Linked DNA regions of Homo sapiens: region 1 is linked to region 2. A link is an interaction called in ENCODE POLR2A ChIA-PET data of the cell type or tissue named here. Cell type or tissue: PC-9. All regions are shown on one strand. Links, peaks and the distances in the headings refer to the core of each region. The heading gives the core; the rest is flanking DNA. Region 1 has its middle 6.0 kb from the start of SNORD52. Region 2 holds the start of LY6G6D (lymphocyte antigen 6 family member G6D).

Evidence for each region. ChIA-PET counts read pairs that join two places held together with the same protein. Peaks named below come from ENCODE experiments on the same cell type or tissue, not always from the same donor. Only the 100,000 strongest peaks of a DNase experiment are listed, where the experiment ranks them.
Region 1: POLR2A ChIA-PET joins it to region 2 with 11 read pairs; 26 of 35 experiments call an interaction of 5 or more read pairs at or near these places.

What each region holds. Positions count from the first base shown.
Region 1 is chr6:31,841,664-31,844,568 of GRCh38, forward strand. No RefSeq gene overlaps it. Among named protein-coding and RNA genes, the nearest start is that of SNORD52, 6.0 kb to the left of the region's middle. In PC-9, for the core only: no CTCF peak of the experiment used is centred there; no DNase peak of the experiment used is centred there.
Region 2 is chr6:31,713,352-31,716,256 of GRCh38, forward strand. It overlaps LY6G6F-LY6G6D (LY6G6F-LY6G6D readthrough), which reads left to right. Exons shown (of 6, transcript NM_001353334.2): 5 at 2,151-2,273. LY6G6D (lymphocyte antigen 6 family member G6D) reads left to right here and starts at 1,997. Exons shown (of 3, transcript NM_021246.4): 1 at 1,997-2,059; 2 at 2,151-2,273. The coding sequence starts at 2,005. It also overlaps the pseudogene LY6G6E. RefSeq lists an enhancer at 1-730. In PC-9, for the core only: no CTCF peak of the experiment used is centred there; no DNase peak of the experiment used is centred there.

The DNA.
Region 1 (2,905 bases), core at 217-2,716, 130 kb after region 2:
GTGAGCCACCACGCCTGACATTTACTTATTTCATTTATCTTTGAGATGGAGTCTCGCTCTGTCGCCCAGGCAGCATGTAGTGGCGCGATCTCGGCTCACTGCAAGCTCTGCCTCCCAGGTTCAAGCCATTCTCCTGCCTCAGCCTCCGGAGTAGCTGGGACTACAGGTGCCCGGCTAATTTTTTTGTATTTTTAGTAGAGACGGGTTTCATTGTGTTAGCCAGGATGGTCTTGGATCTCCTGACCTCGTGATCCGCCCGCCTTGGCCTCCCAAAGTGCAGGGATTACAGGCGTGAGCCATCGCGCCCAGCCTTTTTTGTTTTTTGAGACATAGTTTTGCTCTTGTTCCCCAGGCTGGAGTGCAGTGGCACTATCTTGGCTCACCACAACCTCTGCCTCCTGGGTTCAAGCGATTCTCCTGCCTTATCCTGCCAAGTAGCTGGGATTATATGCCACCACGCCCGGCTAATTTTGTATTTTTATTAGAGATGGGGTTTCTCCATGTTGGTCGGGCTGGTCTCCCGAACTTAGGTGATCCGCCAGCCTCAGCCTCTGAAAGTGAAAGTGCTGTGATTCTAGGCCAGAGCCACCACACCTGGCCTGCAACTTTTGTTGTTGTTCATGTATTTTCCTGTAGTTCATTTGGAGTCCACCCTTCCATACACATTTGTGGACATAAAAAACTTCAGGGCCTGGCATGGTGGCTCATGCCCGTAATCGCAGCTGAGGCGGACAGATCACCTGAGGTCAGGGGTTAGGGACCAGCCTGGCCAACATGGTGAAACCCCATCTCTACTAAAAAAAATATAAAAAAGGGCCAGGCTCACGCCTGTAATCCCAGCACTTTAGGAGGCCGAGGCGGGCAGATCACGAGGTCAGGAGATCAAGACCATCCTGTCTAACACGGTGAAACCCCGTCTCTACTAAAAATACAAAAATCAGCCGGGCGTGGTGGCGGGCGCCTGTAGTCCCAGCTCCTCGGGAGGCTGAGGCAGGAGAATGGCGTGAACCCGGGAGGTGGAGCTTGCAGTGAGTCAAGATCCCGCCACTGCACTCCAGCCTGCGCGACAGAGTGAGACTCCATCTCAATTAGGGCCAGGCATGGTGGCTCACGCCTGTAATCCCAGCACTTTGGGAGGCCGAGGCAGGTGGATCACCTAAGGTCAGGAGTTCGAGACCAGCCTGGCCAACATGGCAAAACCCTGTCTCTACTAAAAATACAAAAATAAATTAGCCAGGTGTGGTGGCACACGCCTGTAATCCCAGCGACTCGGGAGGCTGACGCAGGAGAATCACTTGAACCTGGCAGGCGGAGGTTGCAGTGAGCTGAGATCATGCCATTATGCTCTAGCCTGGGCAACAAGAATGAAACTACATCTCAAAATACATACATACATACATACAGTTAACCGAGCATGGTGGCATGCGCCTGTAAGCCCAGCTACTTGGGAGGCTGAGGCATGAGAATCGCTTGAACCTGAGAGGTGGAGGTTGCAGTGAACCAAGATGGCACCACTGCACTCCAGCCTGGGTGACAGAGTGAGACTGTTTCAAAAAGATTCAGGAGCCAGACTGAACACTTACTGCTAGGTTAACTTTGGCTAAGTTCCTCAGTGATTCCCATAACAATTTCCTTGTTTGTAAATAGATAACAGAGTTCCTACCCACCCTCTTTTTTTTTTTTTTCTTCAGTAGTAGAGATAGGGTTTCACCATGTTGGCCAGGCTGGTCTCAAACTCCTGACTCCAGGTGATTCACCCACCTCCCAAAGTGTTGGGATTACAGGTGTGAGCCACTGCACCGGGCCTACCCTCTCTTTTTTTTGAGACAGGGTGTCACTGTTGCCCAGGCTCGAGTACAGTGGCAAGATTACAGCTCACTACAGCCTTGACCTCCTGGGCTCAAGTGATCCTCCCACCTCAGCCTCTGAAGTAGCTGGAACTACAGGTGCTCCATCATGCCCAGCTAATTTTTTTTTCTTTTTGAAAGAGAATCTTGCTTTGTCGCCCAAGTTGGAGTGCAGTGGTGCAATCTCGGCTCACTGCAAGCTCCACCTCCTGGGTTCACACCATTCTCCTGCCTCAGCCTCCCGACTAGCTGGGACTACAGGCACCCACCACCACGGCCAGCTAATTTTTTGTATTTTTAGTAAAGATGGGGTTTCACCGTGTTAGCCAGGATGGTTTCGATCTCCTGACCTCGTGATCCACCTGCCTTGGCCTCCCAAAGTGCTGGGATTACAGGCGTGAGCTACCGTACCTGACCTTTTTTTTTTTTTTTTGAGACGGAGTCTTGCTCTGTCACCCAGGCTGGAGTGCAGTGGCGCGATCTTGGCTCACTGCAAGCTCTGCCTCTCAGGTTCACGCCATTCTCCTGCCTCAGCCTCCCGAGTAGCAGGAACTACAGGTGCTAGCCACCACGCCTGGCTAATTTTTTTGTATTTTAGGTAGAGACGAGGTTTCACCGTGTTAGCCAGGATGGTCTCGATCTCCTGACCTCATGATCTACCTGCCTCGGCCTCCCAAAGTGCTGGGATTACAGGTGAGCCACCGCGCCCAGCCATGCCCAGCTAATTTTTAAATTTTTTATACAGTGAAGTTTTCACTATATTGCCTGACTGGTGTCTAACTCCTGAAATCAAATGATCTACCTGCTTTGGCCTCCCCAAATGCTGAGATTACAAGCTTGAGCCACCAAGCCCGGCCTATCCCGTCTCTAACAAAAAAGAAGCATAGTGCGGTGGCTCACACCTGCAACCCCAGCACTGTGGGAGGCCATGGTGGGCAGATCTCTTGAACCCAGGAGTTTGAGACCAGTCTGCCTGGGCAACACGGTGAAATCCAGTTCCTACAAAAAATTTTAAAAATTAGCCGGTTGTGATGGCATGCCGTGGTTCAGCTACTTGG
Region 2 (2,905 bases), core at 220-2,719:
AGTGAGACAAAAAGCCAGACCCAGCAGCAGGGAAGTTGAGGGGGTCAGTGAAAAAGTTAAGTAAATGGCACCAGAGACAGATAGGAAAATAGAAATTGACATTGACCAAAGGGCCCAGCACAGAAGCAACACGTGAAATAAGGGATAGGGGAGACAGGGGCGGATCAAAGATGCAGCAAGGGGGAGACAGTTATTCTCAAATGCCTTGAAAGGAAACTCTTCCTTTCCCACCTCATCAGGCTGGCCTTCCCAGTGGCTGGTCTCCCTGAAGTCCCCCACTCCCCCAGCTCTCTTCTTGGCCTCTTCCAGCACCCACACCCCTCTCCTCCCCAGCCCTCAGGTTCCTCCACATGCCCTTGTCCCCACCCCCAGCCCCCTGACCACTGAAGGTTCCCCAGCCCACCCTTACCCAGTGCCCCACAGAGGAACAGCACGCAGAGGAAGATGCTGGAGGTGCCCATGGCCAGACACAGGCTCAGGAATCTGGGAGAGGTGATCTGCACCCCGAGATCCCGGGATTTGTAGAGTTGGAGCATTTGAGCAAGACAGTGAGGAACCAGTAAACAAACACACCTAGGGAGTGAATCTGGGGGGCGGAACCATGACCAGATTCACCAGCCTGACCCAGCAGGCAGCGGGGGCCCCCAGCCTGCCCCTGCAAGGAGTCTGCCCTTGCCTGGAGGGTCTCCTCTGCTCTCTCAGCATGTTGTCTCTGTAACTTAGCTTCCTCTCCTGCTCCTGAGTTGTGTCTGTCGCCTTCCCTCCTACTCCTCCCCCTCCCTCCCCATGTCTCAAGCTGCTCCCTGGCTCTCTCAGCTTCTCTCTGTCTTTGTTTTCTCTGTCTTTCCCCCTCAGTGCTTTCATGTCTCTCAAAGTCACCCTCCTAAACAGCCCCGGCGTGGATCTGTTTGAGTGTAGAATCAACAATACCCCCACCCACACACCCACATGCACACACAAAGCCCAGCTGTGTAAGGGCGGACCCCACCCAGCTTCAGATCCCTTTGATCCCCCCAAGCTTCAACATTCCTACCCTGTAATTATCCCTGCCAGCTTTACTACCTTGGAGGAAAGAAATAACCACGGGTGGGGCTGGAGGGCCTGCTGATGTGCTTGCACTGGGGAGAAATCACTAGAAAGGAAGGCATGGATGGGATTTGGGGTAGGGGGGTGGTGATACAGCCTGGAAGGCTGGGGTTGAAGAGACTGGGAAGGAGGAAGGCCCATCTGGGGAATCAGAGCCAGCATGTACCAGGAGGAGTAAGACTAGGAACAGGGAGTGAAGATAGGGGAGACACAGGTGCCCAGGAGAGCAGCTCTTTTCAAAAATATTGATCTCAGGACCTCTTTACACTTTTCAAAGTTACTTAAGACTCTGAAGAGCTTTTCTTTATGAGGTTATATCAATATTTACTACATTAAAAATTAAAACAGAAAATTTAAAGTAGGTATTTATTGATTTATTTAAACAATAAAAATAATAAAGTATTACATGCTAACAAAATACAGTTTTGTGAAAAATAACTATTATTTCTCCACAGCACAGTGAGAAGCTGAGCATTGCTTTACATTTTTGTGAATCTAGTGTCAGGCTTCGTGGGAGATGCCTGGGTTTTCCTATCTGCTTCTGCATTCAGTCTGTTGGGATATGTTGTTTTCGTTGAAGTCCAGTATATGAAGAAAATCTGACCTTACACAGATAGTTGCAAAAGGAGGACCCTCAAGGACCCTGTGAAAGGGTATCAGGGATCCTCAGGGGTTCTTGTTGGTCCACAGACTGCTGCTGAGGATAAAGGAGTTTGAGGACTCCAGAGGATGCTGAGAGCATGCTGTGGGGCCCCTCCCTGTCCCCACTGGGGCCCTTGGTGCCTGCTGGGGGAGACTCTTTCTTCCTTTTTTATAGCCCTATAAAGCTCAAGGCACGGGGGATATAAGGCAGGCAGAGCCGGGCTGGGGAGGGGGGTGGGCAGGAGGTAGAGGCGGTCCTGACACGGGCAGACTGCGATGAAACCCCAGTTTGTTGGGATCTTGCTCAGCTCCCTGCTAGGGGCTGCCTTGGGTAAGGAGGCGGCCAGCTAGCTTCTCACACAGGCCTTCTGCCAGCCGGCTCCACCGAGGGCCCAGGTCCAGCGCCTCTTTTCTCCTGCCAGGAAACCGAATGCGGTGCTACAACTGTGGTGGAAGCCCCAGCAGTTCTTGCAAAGAGGCCGTGACCACCTGTGGCGAGGGCAGACCCCAGCCAGGCCTGGAACAGATCAAGCTACCTGGAAACCGTGAGTCCTCAGTTTCTCCCTCTTCCAGCAGCCTTTCCCTGCCTCCAGCCCCATGTCAATCCTTCTGGCTTCCAGAACCCTCCAGGCTCAGTCTGGCTCTGGGCAGATGGTGCAGCTGTTAGAGGAGAGCAGTCTGTACCCCTTCTGGCTCCTGGCACGGAGCCCCTGAGAGGCCCACAGTCCTTGTGCCCCCACTTCCCCACCTCCTTATTCTCCTAAAAGAATCTCATAGGCCCATTAGCTCACAAATGAAGAGCTCTGGCCCTGAAAGGCCAAAGTTAAAACCAAACTTCAAATTTTCGGCATTAGTTAAGGACCAGGGAGGGGTGTGTGTGTGTGTGTGTGTGTGTGTGTGTGTGTGTGTGTACATGTTTTTAATATTTTATTTTAACATAATTTTGGATTGACAGAAAAGTTGCAGAAATACTCAACTTCTCCTAATGCTAACATCTTACATAACCATAGCACAATTATCAAAATCACAAAATAACTGATACAATACTACTAACTAATCTACAGACTTTATTTGATTTAGCAAGATCCTACATTGCATTTAGCTCTCATGTCTTCTTAGTCTCCTCTGATCTGTGCCAGTTCTGTTTTTCTTTGTCTTTCATGACCCTGACACATTT